Regions from separate parts of the Mus musculus genome. Here region 1 is linked to region 2. The links are chromatin loops, found by intact Hi-C in ENCODE. Cell type or tissue: left cerebral cortex. All regions are shown on one strand. Each heading gives the region's core, and the rest is flanking DNA. Links, peaks and the distances in the headings are about the cores only.

The links. Hi-C counts contacts between places; a loop is a spot of excess contacts. Peaks named below come from ENCODE experiments on the same cell type or tissue, not always from the same donor. Only the 100,000 strongest peaks of a DNase experiment are listed, where the experiment ranks them.
Region 1: it touches region 2 in a loop (5-fold over the local background); 3 of 42 quality-filtered maps call a loop at or near these places.

Annotation. Positions count from the first base shown.
Region 1 is chr3:69,057,659-69,068,829 of GRCm38, reverse strand. 9630025h16rik (a long non-coding RNA gene) reads right to left here and starts at 7,968. Exons shown (of 2, transcript XR_867356.3): 1 at 7,762-7,968; 2 at 3,580-3,910. In left cerebral cortex, for the core only: CTCF peaks have their summits at 4,659 (motif pointing right) and 5,582 (motif pointing left); a DNase peak (open chromatin) is centred at 4,658.
Region 2 is chr3:69,120,755-69,131,925 of GRCm38, reverse strand. Kpna4 (karyopherin (importin) alpha 4) reads left to right here and starts at 4,834. Exons shown (of 17, transcript NM_008467.4): 1 at 4,834-5,194. The coding sequence starts at 5,126. Gm1647 (predicted gene 1647) reads right to left here and starts at 693. Exons shown (of 3, transcript NR_126533.1): 1 at 501-693. In left cerebral cortex, for the core only: a CTCF peak has its summit at 5,980; DNase peaks (open chromatin) are centred at 4,792, 5,302 and 5,810; H3K4me3 peaks cover 3,059 bases; H3K27ac peaks cover 2,009 bases.

The DNA of each region.
Region 1 (11,171 bases), core at 1,626-9,625, 64 kb after region 2:
GAAGGAGAGAACTGATTCTTGAAGGTTGCCCTCTGACCTCCACAAGTGTGCCCCCATTACTTACACACTAAAATATTAAGAACTGACCTTTTCTATCCTATTTTTCCTTAACTGTATTTGACTTCTGCTCTGGATAGCTCTGTTGGACTGATTTTGACTTTCTTGTAGTAATTGAATACCCCATACAGAGTAAATTTTAAAGAGGTTCGAGTTGGATCCAGGGTCAGGGGCTGCATCTAGTGATGGCTGTCCTCTGGTGATCACGTATATCATATGACAAGAGGTGGTGCGATAGTGTGTATATTAGTGTTCTTTTACCTGATGTCTTCTTACCCCACAAACCTTGCTTCAAGGGGCTCTAATGACCATGGAAAATCTAGTGACCTTGTCTAACCTTATCATGTCCAGATGTTCCACCTTTAAAACTGATAGATAAGTTGTCACCCTTAATAACTCAATGTGTAAAGGCTTGGGAGACATACAACAGCAGTAGCAAATGAACTCTTGACTATAGTTGCTAATTTTACCCAATGTTTCCTCCAATCTGCTTTTTACTCTAATTTGAAACAACTATTTGGAATAGCTAATAATCTACATGTTTTTATGGTAAACTCAATCTGGTTATTTGCCTTCCAGATAATCCCCTCAGTGTCCCTCTCCATTCCTCGAAGCCCTTTCTCATTAGTATATACCTGCCTTTTTATCGTGTGTGTGAGTGTGTGTGCTAGCATGCTAAACACCACTGAGCTACATCCCCAGCCTGCCTTTTTATTGTTTAAGCATACCGTAATACTAACTCTCTGACTTAAGAGTGTCTTTTTCCAAAGAAATGTGGAAACTTTCCATAATCTGACTCATAATTGATGGGATGTTCTAGATAACCTCTCCCACAGTATTAAGGGTTTTATCTCTGGTCAACCCTGCATGAAACACAGCTATCAGGTATTCTGAATAGCTTCTACCTCTAGCCATTTCCCCTTAGGTTTGCCAATGTGCTGCCTTTGTAAACAGGTGAAGTCTTCAACAAATCTAGTACCTCCCAGTACTGCAGGTGTAACTGCTGCAGTTCTGCCACATCTGTATTCCCATTGCTGGCCTACTGCTCTTTAACACAGTGCTGCCTCTGGCCATCTTAAACATTTAACCTGAGGCATTATATATGTAATAGAGCTGGTACAGAAATAACTTTGATTCTCCATTGAACTAGTGGAGGATTGTTATCTAAATAGTAGCTTTGTTCTGATCTGAATCCACTGTGGCTAGAGGTGCTAAGAGTACTGCAAACTTTGTCTTATCACTATTCCTGTAGTCCTTGTGTCCCCTGGAAGCAGGGAGTAAGGGAGAACTTATCTCATTTGTATCCTGGTTTTTCTCAACTCTTGTCCCTTGAATATTTTAAACCTATGACCTTCAGGAAGTCAGGAATATAGCTAAGGCTATCTCCCATCCTTGCCATCCCCATTAACGCTCATTTTGCAATACGTGTTTTGTGTTGATGGTGATTTTTTCAGTCTGTAGTGTCTGTTCACTCATTGCTTTCACACCTGCGTTTCTTGTCTTTCTCCTGCTAGATTGTAAGCTCCTTAAGGGCAAGGTCAGCATATCAGCAACGCTCTGTAAACATGAACGTGCCTGAATTCTGTGGGCACTCAATAAAAGTGTGTGATAATGATGCAACTTCTCACATGACTACCTAAAAGTCTTTTCAACTTGAATTTTTAAAATTTCCCTCACTACTTCAAATCTAGGGCCTTTCTGTAGGAAGGAGAGAAACATTACTCCTTCATAGAGGAAAGCTTGTTCCTTTTCTCCACGTCCAATCTGGATGTCTGGCATCCACAGGATATCGATTTGGGTCCTCATGTGTTTTACAAATACCAGTTTATATACTCTGAAGCAGAACCTGTGTCTTCTAAGATTAATAGTATAGCTCTTTTGAAGTGTTATTTATTGAAATAATTTTCAATTGTCATAGATTATGCACAAAGAACCCAAATCATAAAGGTGAGTAATGATTTACTATGAAACTGGTTGATGGTGCTGATTGACCACATAATTACAAGTTTGTCTGGACAGGTGATCAACATGACCCTGACCTCTGCCTCTATAGCCACTTAAATATACCACCTCTTTGGGGCGTGGGGGGGGGGGGTCCCAGGTTTGTTTTTTTGTTTTTTAGAAAAGGTCTTGCTTTATGACCCAGAATGGTCTCAAATCCAAAATCTTCCTTCACCTCCCAAGTGTTAGGATTACAGGTGTGCTCTGTCATACCCAGCCTTTACTGTACACTTCTACAAGATCTTTATAAAAGCTCTCATACTCTAGCACAGGTTTTAGAAGAAGAAAAACATAACATTGTTGTACTTAAGTGATTAGAGCACTGCTTAATATACACAAGGCCCTAGATTCAGTGCCCACAAGTAGGAAGTAAGTCTTACAGAATTTCTTTTGACTATGCAAACCTTTAAGTCCAGCAGATTAAATCCAAGTAGAGGCAGGCAGATTTCTAATTTGAAGGTCAGTCTGGTCTGTAGGCTGAGTTCTTGGACAGCCAGAACTACAAAATGAGATCCTTTCTCAAGGATAAGGTGAGGAGGTGGGGTTTATATATTGCTGATAATAGTAAGAATCATGTAGCTATTGACAAGGACATAAAATATTCTTGGGGGGGGATTCTTTCGTTACTTATTTGCTTCTTTGGGGTACAAAGCAATCCTGGGGCTTTCCACTCGCTAACAAGTGCTCTATCACTTAACTAACCGCATCCTCAGCCCTTCACATACTCTTTAAATGAGTGACTATATGAGGGAGGAAAGGATAGATCCCAGAAGTGGAGAGAGTCAGAAAGTCTCCAAGGAAAGTGAGGACTAAACACAGCAAGAATATTGAGAAGGAGCCAGGCTGAGCAACACAAGGGTTTTGGAGGTGTGGTTTGGGAATCTTAAGGAATATCTTCACTTTGGTTCTTTAAGTAAATTTGTCAATTTGGTTGTGAGATAAGACTGAAGACAAGAACACTGGGGAAGCTTTTAGAGCAGTTGGTCATTAAGAGTTTGCCTGAGTATAGCATTGTGAAGTTGAAATAATGAAATGGGGTGACCTACAACACATGGGGTCTTGGGGAGGTCAGCAAGTTTTATCTCAAAGTTCCAGATCCAGTTTGTCCTGTTGTGTGGTGCCATGTCAACATTTTTCTTTATAAGCTGGTTCAGTATTAAGCCTTATCCTAGCTCTAAAGTGCCACCGCAGAACTGTTTACATGACACTTGGGAGCTCCAGCTGATCATTTTCATCACTGGAACCCAGTGGCCCTTGGAAAGCATCTCCTGTGCTTTCTTAACTTAGAGCAGTTCAAACAAGCCATTTCTGCAGGGTGTCATATAGAAGTGATGAAAGTGTTCAGACTATGTGCAAGGGCTAACTTCATATTCCGAATTAAATTAGAGAACACTTTAAATGCTTCTGTAGAAAATCAGTGAAATCTCAATGTATAAACTCAACTAGAAAACAAGTTTAAAATTACCCACACATTGCAGACAACTTCATAGGGAAAAAAACATAAGCAGAAAATCTTTCATGTATTGTAGAAGATGTTCAGCATCTTTAATCACAAGAAATATGTCCAAAAATGTTTCGATACTCTTGTCATTGAAGTGGCTTGCTGCTAAGGATGCCTAATGGGATACTACATTCAACTTGTTTGAAAGTATTGCAGTGTCTAGGGATGTTATATGTGCACTTTACTTTGCAATCAAACAGTCCCACCCCTACATAGTTGCTCAAGTGAAGTGAGGACTTTAGCCACATAAAAGGCCTGTACTTGAATACTTGGAGCTTTGTTATCCACAGTTGGTCCAAACTGGAATCAGTTCATTCGATTGGTGCATCAATGTAACAGACTAGCACTCTCCTGCAAGAAGAAAGGGATACAAGGTAGGACATGAGTGCACTTCAGGAAAGGTTGTGCAGACTGTAGGAAGTCAGGTCCAAACTGAAAAGCACTGAGCAGCAGGTGTGCAGTGGGGAGGCCCATACGGACCTTGAGGGAGAGTGGACAGAATTTCCTTGTAAAATTCATAGAATTACATCTAAAAAGTGAGGAGTTGATTGTATTATTTGTTGTTGCTTTTCGAGACATGGCTTCACCCAATAGCATGAACTTGCATCACTCTTTTGTCAATCCAGCCCCATCATGTGCTACATTTACAGCACGGTTTATGCTTCGATTTTAAAATGCTGCTGTTGGAAACTGAAGAGCTTAATGGTAGATCACTTGCCATAAGCTTGATATTGGACAGGAAAGTGGGAGGAGTGAACAGAAGTGGAGAAATGGGACTTAAATTAAAGGTTAAACAAGTTTTTGAAAGACATTTAATGTTTAAATAGAAACACGTATTGTGGTGAACAGGGTCATTATATTAGATTTTATGATTTTATTTGGTTTTGATGTTTTTCTTAGACTGGGTTTCTCTATGTTGGCCTGGGACTCACTATGTAGACCAAGTTGGTCTCTACCTTCAAAGCAGTCCTCCTTCCTCTGCTTCCCTACTGCTGGGATTATAAGGCATGCGTCAGTACACAGCAGAAAGCAGTTTTAAGTTTTAGATCCTGCAAGTGTTTTGTATATTTTTTTCTTCCATAGTTATTTTGCCACCACAAGGTGGCAGTATTAAAGGCTTTTAATAGAAGCACATGTTTTACAAACTTGTCTCATGCCATGCTATTTTATTTTGTCTCTATTTTCTAAGGGCTCAATTGAGGATTGAAAATGTGTGAAATATATTTTCATACAATGTATTTTGGGGAAGCCACATAGATATTCTCTTATTTACTAATTGTATCTTTCTCATCTGTTTTGTTGCGTTTGCTTTCATTGAAGAACTACAGCCCATGTGAGGAACAAGAAACAGCATGAAAGGCTGTAACAAGTGGTTCAGCCTTCCTGGCCCACAAGGCTACTTCCAAGCCTGAAATGATTCACCAACACCATCCCATACAGATCAGTGATCGCCAAGGTTTTGTGGTGGTGGTGATTTGATTCCCTGGCTACTCTGAACCCACTGCATAGGCAGGCCTCAAACTCAGAGTTCTACCAAGCCTCTGCCTCCTGTGCTGAGATTAACGTTGTGTGCCAACACCTGGTAGCTTTATTTTTCTATAGATTTTTTGTTTTGTGGTTCTTGGTGGTGGTTTGGTTTGCATTTGGGTTAGGTTAGGTTTGGTTTGGTTTGGTTTGGTTTTTTTCCTGACTTTCCAGAAACTTAGTCTGTAGACCCACCAACCTCTGCCGCCCCAAGTTCTGGAACGAGGCATGCGCCACCACAACCATTTCTCTTTTTAACCTTTAAGCTTCTGAGTTTTACCAACTTTAGATATTATGCTTTAACTGTAACATGAAAGACAGAGGACTTAAAATTTGAGCTCATTAAAATTTGAGTATTAAAAAATACTTTCCGGGCTAGAGAGATGGTTCAGCAGTTTAGAGGACTAACTGCTCTTTCAGAGATTGAGTTCAATTCCCAGCAACCATGCGGTGGTCCACAGCATCTATAATGAGATCTGATGCCCTCTTCTGGTGTGTCTGAAGACAGCAACAGTGGATTCACATACATAAATAAACCTTTAAAAAAATATATTTTCTACTCTCTTTCTTAGAATGTTTACCAAGGTATTTTTAAGAGTTTTATTGGTTCCCTTTTTCTTTTGGGGGTTGCAGGGAGTTCAGGATCAAACCGAGGGTCTTAGACATGCTAGGCCAACATTGAACAATGAACTATCCCCAGTCCTGTACTCTATATGTAATCCTTTCTGTCTATTGTTTCTGTTTTCTTTATCTCTGAACTCTTGGGTTTATAAACAGATATCATTTCCTCATCACACTTCCCTTTTTCTATCTCACTTGAGACTTCACAAGAGTTACTATAACTAGTGTGGATTCATTCTGTTTGGCTGGCATGTGTTTTTATAGATTTTGGCAATATTCTGGGGCCTTTTTTCTTTGATAATGTTTTCTCTCTTTGGAACATAAAGGCTGAAATTTTTCCTTCTGTGTAGTGTTAGAGATCAAACCCAGGTAACTCATGAATGCTGGGAGACACTACTCTGCACAACATCCCTGCCTCCCACCCTCTACCTCCAGCATTCTTAGAGACTTCCACATTTACACCATCTACTTAGCCTTCTACTGATCTCTTTTGCATGTCAGTAATTATAAATGTAAATGGGACACTGTTATACTGGAAGATGTCAGCTTGAATTTTGATACCAGAGAAAACAGTGCCTAACTTCAAAGGATAGACTACTCTTACTAGTAGCTAATATGGCTGCTGACTTTAAAGCCAGAACTCATTTACCATTCCAAAGATCCTAGGGCCCTTAACAGTTAAATCTATACTGCCTGTGTTTATGTTTTATAAGCAGAAAAACAATGACTAAATGACAGCATCTATCTATGACATGGTTTCTTTTTTGTTGGTTTGTTTTTGTTTTATTTTTGGTTTAGCTAGGTTTGGTTTGGTTTGGTTTGGTTTGGTTTGGTTTGGTTTGGTTTGGGGATTTTTGAGATACCATTTCTCTGTAGCTGTAGCTGTCCCGGAACTCACAATGTAGACCAGGCTGGCCTCGAACTCAAGAGATCTCCCTACCTTTGCCTCCCAAGGTGTGTACCACGACCGATGGGTTTGGTTTGTTGAATATTTTAAACAGTTGAAAATTAATCCTCAGAAAAAAGTCCTTTGAAAATGTGCTTTTTGATAATGTACCTGTCACCAAAGACCTATGTAAACAAAGCTGCCAAGTTCTGCTGGTGCCTGGGGCTTGAACATGGCCCCCTTATTCAGTTATATCTTCACTAGCTTTCTGGTTTTGATTGTTTCCTTTACTGCCTGAGCTTGGATGTCATGGAACTTGGCAGTTTGGACCATATTGGCCTTGAACTCAGAGATTTTCATGCCTCTGTTTCCTTAGTGCTGGATTAAAGGTATGTACCACCATGCCTGGACCTAAACTTTTCTTTAATTCTTTTCACAAGATAGAAGCTTAGCTGGGTGGGATCTTGCCCAGAGGCCCCACTCCCTTTAATGCCACTTAAATCTTTAATCTATTATCTCCCTGAACACAATATTTAGCTCCATACCACTTTCTAGTGCCCCTTTAATCGTTGAACCATATATTTTGTATTTTTCCTTTCTCAGCTTGGAATGTTTGATTAAAATGCTCTTCATGAGAGTAAACCATAATACAGAATCTATTTTAGGCTGTTTTGAGATATCTTTTGCCAATGCAATTAATCTAAATCTCTTCACCTTAGTCTTAGATGGACTGTTCAGACAAGGGCAAAAAGCAGCCACATTCTTCACCAAATTATCATGAGAAAAGTCTTTAGGCAACAAACTAAAAATATTCTCTTAAACTTTGAACCAGGCCCCCACAGTCGAAATCACTGTCAGCACCACTGGCTTCCATGTTCCCACTAGTCTGGCCCGTTAAGTCCAACTTAAGCATTCTAGTGTTTCCTAATCCAAAGTCCCCAATCTGCATTTCTTCAAACAAACATATTCAGGCCTATCAGAACAATACCCAGCCCCTGGTTCCAACTTCTGTCTTACAGTTTTATTGCTATGAAGAGATACCTAGACCATGGCAACTCTTATAAAGGACAACATTTAACATAATTTTTAACATAATTAACATTTATTTTTAACATAATTATGTTAACATTTATGCCTAACATAATTAACATTTAACAGGAAACTGGCTTACAGTTTTAGAGGTTTAGTCCAATATCATCACTGTGGGATGCATGACTGCATCCAGGCAGACTTGGCGCTGGAGAAGGAGCTAGAGTTCTACATCTTGATTCATAGGCAGCAAAAGGGGACTGAGTCAGCACTGAGAGTAGCTTCAGTATATATGAGACTTCAAAGCCAGCCTCAACACTGACACTTCCTCCAACAAGGGCACGCCTACTCTAAGGCCACAACCCCTAATAGTGCCCCAAACACATGAGTCTCTGGGAGTGGACAACCAGTGATGGGTTTAATTTGAAGCCCATACCACGATGGGGAGCATACCGAAGACAGGTTGAGAACAGAAGTACAAATTTAAGTCAGTGTTACCAATGTCTAAATACTTTAATGTATAACAACATTAAAAAAAAAAAAGATTTGTTCTGTCCTACTCCTTTGACTAATATGTTTTGGGTTTTTGTTGGTTTTCTTGGTTTGTTTGGTTTTTTGTTGTTGTTGTTGTTGTTTGGGTTTTTTTTTTTTTTTTTTTTTTTTTTTGGTTTTGGTTTTGGGGGTTTGGTTTGTTTGTTTGGTTGGTTGGTTTTTCAAGACAGGGTTTCTCTGTGCAGCCCTGTCTGTCCTGGAACTCACTTTGTAGTCGAGGCTGGCCTCGAACTCAGAAATCTGCCTGCCTCTGCCTCCCAAGTGCTGGGATTAAAGGCATGTGCCACCACTGCCCGGCGACTAATACGTTTTTTGTGATGCTGTTGCTTCATAACACCCCATAACTGGCATCTTTGTAATCTTCAGGAAGGCTGAGCTCTAATTTAGGGTTCTTCCTCTATAGCAGAAGAGAGAAGTAGTGTAAAAAGAGTCAGTCCCCAACATTTAGCCAACCCTGTACCACTGGGCTTTTCTTCCTTATTCTTCATGGGTCTTATTATATTGTCCCAGCTGGTCTTGGCCTTAGATTTAGGAAGCCTCCCATTACTTAGCCTGTGGAGTAGCTGGGATTATAGAACACACAACTACATCAACATCCACCCTGATTCATATCTGTTACTGCAGTCTTTCCCCTGGCTGTGGATGCCCCAGTGAAGATCATGTGCATACTCTAGAAATGAGCTTAGAATGTCTACAGAAATTAGGGGTCCTACTACATAAAGCATGGCCCAGAAGACAGGACAGGCATTTTCTCAGAGATCTCTTACTCTTGTGCTAAAGTGTGGCTGAAGAAGATCCAGAGTGGACCCCTGTAAGCAAGGATACTGTGTAGAAAGAGGTTCCTCTACTCTAGTTCTTCCTGAAGTTTTCTTTGATGTATGTAGACCACTTTGACTTCACCTTTGCCTTTCATGTTTCCAGTGCATTCACTACCAATATCACCCATTTGAGCAGTATCTATCTGTTTGTCTGTCTGTCCCATCCATCCATCCATCCATCCATCCATCCATCCATCCATCCATCCATCTATATATCTTCTGGTTTTGGTGCTGAGGATTAAATCCAGGACCTCACATATTTAGCAAATAGTCTACCAAGAAGCCACACTTGAGAGTCTTAACTATATATTCAGTGTGTTGTTACTTATTTCCTAAGAGTATGACAGTAGGGGGTTGGTCTGGTGCAGCTACGTTTTCAAATACTAAATACTTGGCCCCTAAGATCTGGTTTCCCTAACCAGGAGACCCTCATGTACATCAAATGATGCTATGTAAACCTTGCCCACCAAGTTATCTCTGGTTGATTAAAAAAAAGATGTCTACAGGGGCCTGGAGAGATGGCTCAGTGGTTAAGAGCACTGACTGCTCTTCCAGAGATCCTGAGTTCATTTCCCAGCAACCACATGGTGGCTCACAACCATCTGTAATGGGATTTGATGCCCTCTTCGGGTTTGTCTGAGGACAGCTACAGTGCACTCATAAATAAATTAAGAAAAAGAAAAAGATGTCTACAGCCTGGGCTGGGAAGAAGAGAAGAGGGTGGCAAAGGTTCCCAGGCTTGGGGTCTAAGTCAAAGACCATGAGGAGAGAGCCAGAGAGAAGGAGGGAAGGTTGCCATGGGGTAGGTAGACTGTGAGCACATGGCTGATAGAGTAGCAGTGGCCTAGGTGGAGCATGGCAAGTTGTATCTCAGGGGTCACCACAGGGAAGCAGAATAGCATAGAGGGTTGATATCTGCCCAGCTCTAATGCTCCAACGCTTATCCTAAATCTAAAGGTCTCTGCGTCCTTTATTTGGGAACTAAATGATCTGATTTGGGGTAGGAATCCTAATAGATATTTAAAGGTAGTAAAGGGGCTGTAGCAAACCCCCAGAATCATTACAACATACGGCCTGCCTGGCTTCCTAGGAAAGGGAGAATGGGTTGGCAAAGGTGCAAAATATCTCAATCACAATTACATTTCATGGAATGTCAGAAGAACAGACGGTGTTCCTAACAGCCATCAGCCTAGCCCCCAGTCCTGAAAAGACTGTAAAAGCACACACTTTTCTCCCACGTTTCTAGTCTAGCCGTCTCTGCGCTTTGGCTGTTCGCAGAATGTGGCTGCCCCTATATAGCAAGACAGCAGTAATCAGTGAAGAGCTGTCACTGCCTCTGCACCTCCCTGGCTCTCAGTGTCACCTCTCAAGACAGTTACTGTCCACTGAAAGATGTTGCTCATTAGACCTAGATGGGGCTCAAAGTTGAAGTGACCCTTCGTGGAAAGCCTTCTATCCTAGACACCGCACTGACCAAGGAAGGCCGTCTCTTGGCTTAGTTCTAAGGGGCTATCTCAGCCTCCTGTCTTGGTGAGTCCTTGCCAGGTCAGTCCCCAGCTAGGAAGTGCTGTCATGTTCTGTCATCTGCCTCTCATCATCAAGAACATTCCCTGTTCCCTCTCAGGTTACCCAGCTTTCCCTTTTCTTCCTACTCACCCGTTCCTCCGTTGTCCTCTTCCACCTCCTCCTCTTCCTCTTCCTCTTCCTCTCCCTCCTCTTTCTCCTTCTGTTCTTCTTCCTCCTCCTCCTCCTCTTCTTCCATCTCTTCCTCTTTTTCCCATCTCCATTTCCTCCTTTCTTCCAGTTCCTTTTCTTCTGATCCTGTGTCTCCCAAGCAATGAAGTCTAGGCCCTGCCCATAGTTCCACTGGGTATGTTAGGAAGACTGTGAATGTAGCAGTAAGAGGCAAGCGAGACCGATACACACATTTAATCCCAGCACTCCGGAGGCAGAGGCAGGTGGTACTCTGTGATTTCAAGGCCAACCTGGTCCTTAAAGTGAGTTCCAGGACATCCAGACTGTCACACTGAGAACTTCGTTTTGAAGAACAAAAACAAAGAAAGAAAGAAGAGGAGGGGGGAGGAAGGGAAGGGAAGGGAAGGGAGGGTAAGGAAGGGGAAGGGGAAAAGAGGGAAACAAAGAGGGAAACAAAGAGGGGAAGGGGAAAGAGGGAAGGGGAAAG
Region 2 (11,171 bases), core at 1,150-9,149:
CCTGAGCCTCCAACAAGATAGGAAAGCGGTACATGCCAAGTGCATAAGATTTGTACTAAGAAGAGCAAAGTACACTTAAATAGGCCTGTGGAGCCAATCCTTGTGGAGAAGATACAAAGAGATCACCATTTGAGGAAACTCAAAAGAACAGATGCAGAAATAAGTGCAGAAAAACACAACAAAAATCCATCCAGCAATACCAAACTGGTTTATACTAAGTTGGAGATTTCAGTCCTCACAGCATGGTTTGTCTACATTTTTTTTTTTGAGTTAGAGATGTGTAACCATGGTGTGCCTATACATTATTTTGCATGGCACATGAGCCATCACCATGGTGTGTCGCCCTTAGTTAATTGTTTGTTGTTGTTAAGATTGAAACAATCTTTAAAATGGTTGTCATGCCAGATCTTGTAGATCTCAGAGTTGCCCCGGGAGGCAGGACCCCTGCTTTTATTCAGGAGTTCAGACTTTCTAAAACAGAAAACATGGAAAGGACTTACCAACACGGCATTTATGCTCCTAGGGGATTCTGATGGACTTGTGCTTTGAGCAGCTTTCTCGCCTACTTTTCAGCGCTAGAATTGAGAGGTCCACCTGAGCTACTACATTCAAAGACAGAGTGACTGCTGGTTCATCTACCAGGAGTGTGGTGTTCAGAGCTAAACAGGCCCAGAATCAGCACTTAGTAGTGGTGTGAGGCTTGGCAGACTTCTTAGGCACACTAAACCTTAGGCTTCTCATACAGAAAGTGGAAGTAATACCTCCCTTCAAAGTGCACCATGAGTGCACACATTCATGTCTTTCCCAGGTGGCTCTGATACCAGGATTGGTTCAGATGCCTGCTCTAACATTCATTGTTTGACTTCAATCAATTCCTGCACCTCTCTTCCGTTCAATCTTATATTTGTAAAGTGAATACAATTATTTTATAGGATCGTTGTAAGAAGTCAATGCATTTATAAAGCTAGGTGTGGTGACTTACTCCGACAATCTAAGCACTAGAGAGGTGGAGGCAGGAGAATTAAGAACGCAAGGCTACTCTTGGCTATACAGCAAGCCAGAGGCCAGCTTAATCTAGCCTGAGGGACCCTAAACAGAGGGTTAGAAGGCTGTCTTATAAAGACATGGGGTGGGGAGGGGGGAATAATCCTAGCACTTGGGAATGTGAAACAAGATTACAAATTACAGGCAAACCTTAGTTACATAGTAAGAACCTGTCTTTAAAAAAAAAAAAAACAAAAACAAACAAACCTGTCATATTGTATTGGATTAGTGCTATAAGAGTAAACACACAAATAATAATAAAATATCTCACATAAACAAATTACCCAGACCTAGATTGTAGAAACTCAGTATCTGGTAACATTGTTATTATGATTATAGAAACCTTTGCAACCTACTGTCTTTTAAAAAGTTTTAAAAATCAGGGCAGGGAACTTGTCTGAAGTGGGAGGGTATTAGGATGAGGGTTGAGCCTAATTCAATTCAATGTTTCCCTTTGATTAAATAGTCGAAACTAATTTTGAGAAATAAACGACCCTGGTGTGGAGGAGTATACAAGCAATGGGCAGCACTGGAGAAGCAGAAGCAGGGGAACCAGGAGTTCAAGTCCAGTTTTGTCTCCATAAAAAGATGGAGGTCAGTCCGGACTGCATGCAATGCAATGCTAGGTCAACAAACAAACAAAAACCTAGGTGTTTGTCCTCCCTCAATTGAATTAACATCAATTTCAAAATAAATAGTCATTTTCTTCAGACGCCCCAAGCCATAAGTTAGAAGCTTCTGAGAATAAAAAGACACGAAGTCCCCCATGCCTGGTCAACCCACTCCTAATCCCCCTCACACACCCTGAGAAAATACAAGATGCTACTGTATTAACCCAATTTCTGTTACTGTAACAAAATATTTTAGTCTGGCTACTTCCTAAAGTAAAGAGATCTCATAGTTTTGGAGCTCTTCAAATAGCACTATAGTGACTCTGGTAAGCTTCCCTCCCCTCTATGGCAGATAGGATCATGGAGATGTGAGAGGAAGATCTTGTAATTAGACAGGCAATCAAACAAGATCGGGTAGCCAGGCTTGTCCTTTTTTATAACTCTCTCTTGTGAGGTATCAAAGGGTCTCACAAGAACTCTCTTCATCCTTTCTTAGGAAAATTCCTCTAAGACAGGTAACCAAGGTTCAATACATGAACATTTGACATAGTATACACAAACTATAGTGACTGGCTATGATTCAATATTTTTCTCTCCTGAATCAGCCCAACTGTAACAAACACAAATTATATTTTAGAAAGATCTAGCAATGTATAAAACTCCTTCTTTCCTTTACTTAATAATACTATGTGCCATTCTCATTTTGATCACATAATCACAAACCCTTAAGACAAAAAATCCTCCTCTCTCTCCCTCCCTCTCTCCATCCTTACACCAAAATGTTCTTATCCTAAATCCACCCTTCCTTTGTTTCATTTTATTTTTGAGACAGGTTCTAGCTCTGTAGCCTAGTCTCACATAGAATTCAGACTCATATTTCCAAGTGCTGACATTACAGGCACGGTTTGCCACATTTAGATCTCATGGATTTGCTTTAGGACACAGTGTCTCTCAGTGTATCTGGACTGGCTTCAGAATTCTGAAGCTTACTGCCCAAGTTCCATAAGTCTGGGATTGTAGAATACACAACTATAACTGGCTTAGTCATATTTTAAAATATACTAGTGCTCTGGGATTGTAGAATACACAACTATAACTGGCTTAGTCATATTTTAAAATATACTAGTGCTCTAGCGTGTAAATTCAGTATCACCTCAACTAAATCAATCTTTGGAGAATAAAACTATATGAGGGAGAGAGTCTCCAAGTATGGGAACCTGAGTTGGTTCCCCAGCAAAGCCAGTGCAGGTGTGTATGCCTGAGATCCCAGCACTGGGAGGAGGTGGTAAGCAGACAAGGCAGCAAGCACATCTTCGATGGTGAGCTTTTGATTCAGTGAGAAACCTTGTCTCGGGCCATAAGGTGGAGCGCAATAACAATGTAGGATATCTTGTTTTGTCCTCATTTGCACAAAGATGTGTATACCTGAATATGCCGACATGCCACACACACATAATGAACTTCATCTGAATTTTAAGTTCTGAATTCAACTTACATTCAAGTTAACCCTCAGTGTGAATTACTTCCAAAATGCTTGTTCGCCAAGCCCAGCAGAAAGTATACAAAATACCAAAGACTTATTTGGAAGGCATTACTTTGTATCTAAAGGGTTGTTCCCACCATTCCATTATAAGTTATCTTCAAGAGGCTCCTATCCTGCAGTTCTCTTTATCCCCCATTCCCAAAAGAACTCAATCCTTTATCTTGTTGAACCCATTGTCTTTGTATTATACCTTACAAAAGCATCCTCCTTTGACTTTATATAAGGGGTTTATAAAATATTCGCATCCTAAACATTCATTTCTGCATGTGGTTCTGCCCAAACAAAATATACCAGAAAGAACCAGAAGCCAAATGTTCCCAAAGGGTTTTGTAATAGAGTTTTTTGCCAAGTTCAGACACATTTAGCTTTCCTCTTCCTTCTGACTCTGAACTGCCACTGCTTCACAAAAACCACACAATTTGGGGAACTAATAATTGATAAATGAACACACACATTTGTTTGTTTTTAGACAGGGTATTATGATGTAGCTCAGCTGGCCTCAAACTCATCTCCACCTGCCTTTGCTAGATTTAACGTGTGGATCACTATGCTCAGCTTAAATATAGTTTTGAAAACATGTCCTCACTCTCTTTTCTGAGCCTAGGGCCTCCAGCATAATTAGCTTCTTCCAATGAGTTGTATTTCTATTATTATTATTATTATTATTATTATTATTATTATTAATTTATCTTGAGATGAACCCGCAAGAGAAGAGGGGAAGTGTCACTAAACTGCTCGAAGTGGCTTTGGACTCTTGCTCTGGCTGGCCTTGCTCTTGGGCTACTTTAACAGCTCCTCCTCTTGCCCAGTAGCTACGATTACAAACCGAGTCACCGGCCCGGAGCGATTCTGAAAAATTTGAGAGGCTCTTTTGTACCTGTTTTACATCCGCCTTTGGTTACAATGTTCCTGGTTAAGAGGTTTCTTTGGGATTAACTTCCTTTATCAAGAGTCACAATGTTGCATTTGCTATGTCATGGCTCATAGTCGTCATTCTCTATAAATTAATACTTTGTGATCAAGCAGTTTAATTTCCCAAGAGAAACTGCTCAAAATGGGGGTATTAGGGAAGGACCAATTTTTCTCAAGTTTCTACCTGTTGCGAACCTTCTACCTTCCTTTTCCTACCGGGTCCCTCTAGCTTTCCCTTCAGTTTTCAGAATGCACATCACCGTAGTCAGTCCTAGCCACGATGCCGGGTCCTAGGTTGGTTCGCAGTTCCCAGAACAGGACTCAGGGTTTAGGACTTCACATGTAGCTTAGACACACCTCTTTGCCTTCCAAAGTGAATGAAGCGCTCAAGTAACACCGGGGGAGAAAAGAACGAAGTTCAGAACCCCAACATCTAAAGCCACCCCGGGAATCATCCCACCATAACCAGGACCACTACACCCTGCCCATCCCCGCCCGCTCCCGGATCTGCTGCTCTTCGGCTGCCTCGGGTTTCTCCCTCCGCGCGTGACCCCTCCCCTCCCAAGCTCCTGCGCCCCGTCCCTTTCCTGCCCCAGACTCTCCCTTCCCCTTTCCTTTCGCTCTTCCGTCCCCCGCTCTCCATCGTCCCTTTTGATTGGCTAAGCACTCCGGAGCCCGGCCGGCCAATCGGCGGACCGGGTTGGCGGCGATGGGCGTGGCCGTAAAGCCGGGCCCTCAGATCGAGGCTGCCTCCCCCTCTCAGCCGGCAGCACATTCCGCCGCCGTTGCCGCCGCCGCCGCTGGCCCCGCAGTCGTCTTCGCCAGAGCTGCTGTGGTACCCGAGCTCAGGGCAGGAGAGGCCAGCCAGGAAGCGGAGGCCCGGCGGGCGAGAGGAAGCGAGCGGACGGGCGGGCGACGCAGGCGGCGGCCGGCTTCCTGGGAGCGTCTGTGCGGCGCGGTGGTTGGGGCGGATCCCGCGGGGCCCGGGCGGGTGGGGAGAGTCGCCGGCCCGGCCATGGCGGACAACGAGAAATTGGACAACCAACGGCTCAAGAATTTTAAGAACAAAGGCCGTGACTTGGAGGTACAGTGGGGTCCGCGGCCTCCGGCCCCCGGCGGGACGCGGGGTGCGTACGGAGTCGGGCGGGCGCGGCGGCCGGCATGGCGCTGGGCGGGCGGGCGAGCGGCCGTGACGCGGGCGCCGCGCCGGGAAGTTTGTGCCGGGCCTGCTCCGCCTCCGCCGGCGACAGCGCCGGGGCCCGCCGGGTGCGGCCTAGGCCTGTCCTGTCGAGCCGGCCAGACACGGGTGAGGGCGGCGGGCATATCAGCCGCGGCGGAGGCCCCGCAGCGGCGGAAGCTCAGGCTCTGCTCGAGCCCCCGACGCCAAGCGTCGCGGGTGGAGGGCGATGGGGGAGCGAGCGGCGACCTCGGAACTTCTCCGGGCCCGAGACGCCTCCACATGCAGGTTTTCCTAATCGCCCCGACTCTGGTTTTACTTCAATGTCCAAACTACAGGAGTCAACTTCTCCGCTGGAGAAAAAGAAAGAAAGAAAGAAAGAAAGAAAGAAAAAAAAGCCACCCCCGCCGCGAGAGGCGGTCCTGGTGATGCTAAGCAGTGCCTTCCAGCGGCCTGGGTTTCAGTTTGGTCCTAGCTGATTCAAAGATGTGGCTCACGATGTGTCCCTTTCCAGTCAAAAGATCACCTGCCTCCACCGCCTTATTTGAGCTTGTCCACAGATCTTTTTACTCCTCTCTGAGAAGAGACCACCAGTTTGCATTCTTACATAGAAAAGTCCAAAGGGTTATACAAAGCTGTCATCCCCTAGTCTTCTCGGTATCCTTTCTCTCCACCTCCTGGTGGTGGTGGCAGTGAGGAATCCGGTAGGCTATGGACTGACACCATCACGTATTATTTTAAAGGGGGGAAGAAGGCTTCGTTGTCATAGACACAGTTGCTTCCAAGGTTCGATGTATTAAGCACACAGTTTCTTTCCATTGTGACTTTTTTTTTTAATATAGGGAATTTAAAAAAAAAGTCAAGCTTTTAGCTTCTTATCCCCTTTTATGTTCTGGTAACTTCTTCAGACTGCTGTGGTCGGTTCCTGAATTTGAGCATTTTCGGGATAGAGATGGCAACTTTTGTTGACTTTTCCCAATGCCAGTCAGTCTTTTAATGTAGTTTATCCTCTTTTAGCTTATTGCAGTCGTTAGAAGAACTGTATGTCCCAGGGTGTGTGTTGCTATTTAGAGATTGTTTGAAAGTTAAGGATGCTTATCTTTGTGATCATTTTTTATAGTGGAAGAAATTTAAAAAAAAAAATTTTTTTTTAGATTTGTGTATAGGGGTGTTTTGTCTGGATGTGTGTGTATGTGCATCATGTGTGTGCCCTGTGGCCAGGGAGCCCATCCTTTGGAAGTGGAGTTGCTTCCAGCTGGGAGCTGCCATGTGAGTGCTTAGAACTGAACCATTTCTTCAGCTCCCAAATTTAATCTCTTTATTGGAGTAATTTACATGTAACAAAAGCCAACTTTTTAAATGTATAGTTCATAGTTGTCATTAAATTTACTTGTTGAAAAATACCTATTTATTTTTACTAATATGAATATCTAGAATGGGAAAAATCACAAGTTAGGGAATATAAATTTGATAAATACTCCAAAGTTAGAAATTTTAGAAAAACATCAGGTAACCAAACAATCTCTAATTTTTTTTTGCTACCAATTTTTAACAGGTTCCTTGAAATGTGATTCATATACTATATAATTCACCCATATAAAGTGGTTTGTAATGTGTTTAAATGGTTGCACAATCAGCACCTAAGTCAAATCTTAGAATATTTTCTACTCTTTGAAGAACTCCTGATATATGTCATTAGCAATGATTCTCTTTCTCAGCTACTCCAACCCAAAGCAATGTTTGTTTTGATTGCCTATTCTGAGTGCTTCATGTAAATGGAATGTACATTTTAGGATACTTTGTGGCTACCTGACTTGAAGATTCATCCATGCTGTAACAAGAACGTTTCTTTCTTAGGTCTGACTAATATTGTTGCATATAGTTATAGCACATTGTGTTTATGTGTTTATCTTCATAGAACCATGGTTAACCCTTGTTATCGGTCACATCTTATTGCTATAAGCATTTATGTACACATTCTTGTGTAACAGTCTTACTTCTTTTGGCTACAAACCTAGAATGCTAGGTAATACTGGAACTTTGCATCTAACTTTTTATAGGGTTGCCAGACTTACTTTCTCCCTTTCCACCCCTCTTGTTCTTTTCTTTTGGACAAGGTCTCATTATGTACTTGTAGCCTAGGAGAGCCTTGCACTCTCAACCTCTCTCCCTCATCCTCCTGAACACTATCTTTTACTGGCATTATCCCTGCTTCCCTCTCTCTAGTTGTGGGATTGCAAGCATGTGCCACCACCCTGTTTTAAGTTATCTTAAAAACAAAAAACAAACAAAAATGTAATTTACCCTTACTCTGTATTTCTTGCCACTATAGACTAATAAATTAATACTGAATCAACCTGGCTACTATGATAGGTGATTTTAAATTATCTATAAATGCATATTAGATGTATTTTGAGATCATATCTGTAGCCACTACTAATGACTGAATTCATGTAGGTGCATTGGAAATTAGAATATTTTAATTTTCTATCTATAAATATAACATGACTAAATAAAAATTATCTTATTTCTGTGACTTACTCAAGATCACATAAGTGGGTCTTGTTCAGTGGTAAATCATAGTATGTAGGATGCCTTGGGTTTGATCCCCAATACCACAAAAGAAAACAAAAGCTTCTAAAGATGATGAGTACTTGTAATAAGACAGAAGCATCTTGTATTACTTCTAGGCAGTCTATTTGTCACTTATATGCCTGAATCTTTCCAAAGCCTGTTAGTACATTTTCTTCCCCTTCAGATAGCTAACTGCATTGGGTTATGTATGTAATATGTATGTATACATATATGCATATACATTTTATATATATACACACACATTATATAACATGATATAGTTACTGCATTGTGTTACATATGTAATGTATGTGAAATGTAACAGATAATAAAATACTGCTTTTTTTGAGTCTTAATATTTACGTTTTGGAGGAGGCAGTTCTATTGCTGTACAGCGAGAGTTAGCCTAGTATATCCTAAAGGCCATTTTAACATTTAATCCAGCTTTAAAAATGAAATATTTCACATGACATGATTCCTTTCTTACTAACTTTTCAAAGTCCAGTTTGTATTTTACCATTAGGTTATTTCTCTGTTTAGCCCAGTTCTCTTCTAGGTGAGTAATGGTGTCGTGTGGATGGTCGCTACCTTATTAGACAGCAAATGTGTAAATATTACAGCTGCATGTAGAGTTAGGTAACTGTAACATGTGGGGAAGAGGTTGGTTAAAATGAGGACAAAATCTGCCAGTTTAATTTCATTTTACCTGATCTCTAACTTTGAGTATGACCTGGAAGAATCGTTTAAGTCTTAGGATTCTTTTCATCTACAAAGATGACAGTGCACAACATCTGCTTTATGAATGCTGTGGCCATTAGTAGGTTAGTGAGATGCCTGACAACTCAATATAATTTATCTTTTTTATTGGGGAGAGAGGACTCTTAATAGGATTCAGTATGATTGAATCTCTTGCTTCCGTATTTGCTGTTAGCTGTGTGTGTGGTTTTTCCTGTGTGTTTGTTTGTTTGTTTGTTTCTGTGTGTATATGTATAAAACTTTGCACATAAAAGAGTCAATGAATTGCCTATTAGAGGGCAATTGGGCACAATGATGTGACCGTTCTGAAGTCATAATTTTATGATTCTAGATTTCTATTTAATATTCATTAGTACTTTTCAGTCTATCAATCCAACTTCAAAAAATAGTCATGGTTTTTTTTTTTTTATTTTGAAAGACAGAAGTCAAAGGAAGTGTTTGTGAATATTTATCTGAAATATTGTTTAAGGAGTTACCAGATAATGTTCATCAAAGTTTGGCTTCTTCCCTGTAGTGTGGTAGAGGATTGTCCAGTGCTAATTTGAAGGCACTAACATAAAAAAGGTCATATAGTACAACATAGGAAATGGTAGTAACCAAATTGCCAATGAGATTTGTCAGGAGTAAGCAAAGCAAATTAAGATCATCTGTTTCTAAGTTTGGTAGGAGAGACGGATTCTTTTGTAGCATTCTAGTAAACTTTCAAAGGTTTTATAAAAACATTCTAAAAGTTTGCTGGTTCAAATAGAATGTAAAATATATTAGAAAGTAATTAGGTCTTGTGAAAACAACTTATGCTAAGTATGAGTATTAAAATACCACATAATTTTGAGTATAAAATATGAAGTCAGGTTGGACAGGTTTAATAAAGGTGCTGTGCTGTTTTGTGTTTGGGAACCAGCTTTGTTGGCTCAAAGTGAAAAACATTGCTAAGCTAGTAAGTCTTATAACTTTAGAGACTGACCTCTCTCACCACAAATCTTGGAACATACTTACTGTGCTTAAAATAACTACTGTCTAATTCTTCAAATAATAGCTCATGCGTGAGACAATATGAGACCTCTGAGAGAAATAGTACTGGGATTTAAATTATTGTTTTAGCTTCCTATCAGCTTTTCTAGTTTTTAAGACATCTGACTTCAGAATTGCTTCATTGATAATTTTCACAGTTTACTAGTATGCCAAATGAATATGCACTGTTGGGAAGAATGTATGAGTAGTTTTGAAAGAATGAAACAGCTTTAGGAAAAATGCATATGTGGATACTTGTTTTGGTTTAGTTTTGGGGGGCAGTTGAGCCCAAGTTCTTGTGCTTTCTAATATAATCATTTCCTTTTGGGTGTTTTTTATTTTTAGACAGGATCTCACAGTGTAGCCCTAGCTAACCTGGAATTTGTTGTATAGATCAAACTGGCCTTGAACCCACAGAGATCTGCCTGCCTCTACCTTTGAAGTGCTAGGATTAAGGACATTCCTCACTACCACTACACCCTTAATATAGTTGTTTGGGTTTTTTGTTTTGATGGGGTTTTTTTTTTTAGCATTTTTATTTTATGTGTATGGATATTTTGCCTGCATGTATGTCTGTGTAGTGCATGTGTGCCTGTTGTTTGCTGGGGCTAGAGGACAGTGTCATATTCCCTGGATCTGGGTTTAAAAGTGGTTATAAGCCATCATGAGGGTCCTGGAAAAGCAACTAATGCCTTTAGTTGTTGAGCCATCTCTCCAGCTCCATGGATAGCTATTCCTGACAGAGGTTGTTGGTTACTAAAATATTTTCAGTGTTTTCTGGGGTAGTGGACATTTACTTGAGGCCTATACTGAATGAGAGTGCATAATAAAAATTTGACATGCATTGCTGATTTGATGGCTTTCTGGTTTAGTGTTGGTCAGAGGCAGGAGCAGTCTTGAATGAGCACCTATTTCAGTTATGTTTAACTTTTAATTCATCTCAATTTTGAAAATTAAAAAGAAATTTGTGCTTCTGACTTAACAGTCAAGAGATTGATTTTTATCTCAGGTGTGTATCAAAGTCTTTATTTTTAATACTATATCCTATTATCTTTAATTTTTCTCAGCCTAATGCACTACTAGCATATTTTATAGGTGAGGCATTACTATTGCTTTCTGCACAGAGAGTTTTGGAATTTTGTATCATTTATGAACTTCTAACACTAAAAACTTACCTGCTTTCCATTTAGATTTGGTAAAGTCAGCGTTCAGGAAGACTCCGTCTGCTAGACAGTGCTGTGAGAATATTGAGCGGCACCTACAAAATACAACAGAGCTGGCCATGGCATGGTGGCACATACTTAGAAGCACGTATAGAGTTTAACATTTTCACTAGTCAAGCTGCTCATATTACCAGCAAATGTCTATGACATAAGAGTCATTCTGGCTACTAACCTGTGTGAATTCAAAATGTTTGCTGAGGCAGGAGCAGCGACTCAGTGGTTAAGAGGACTTGGTTGTCCTCATTCTGGTTCAGTTCCTGTCACCCACATGGCTCCTCGTGTTCATTCGTAATTCCAGTCCCAGGCAATCTTTTCTGAAC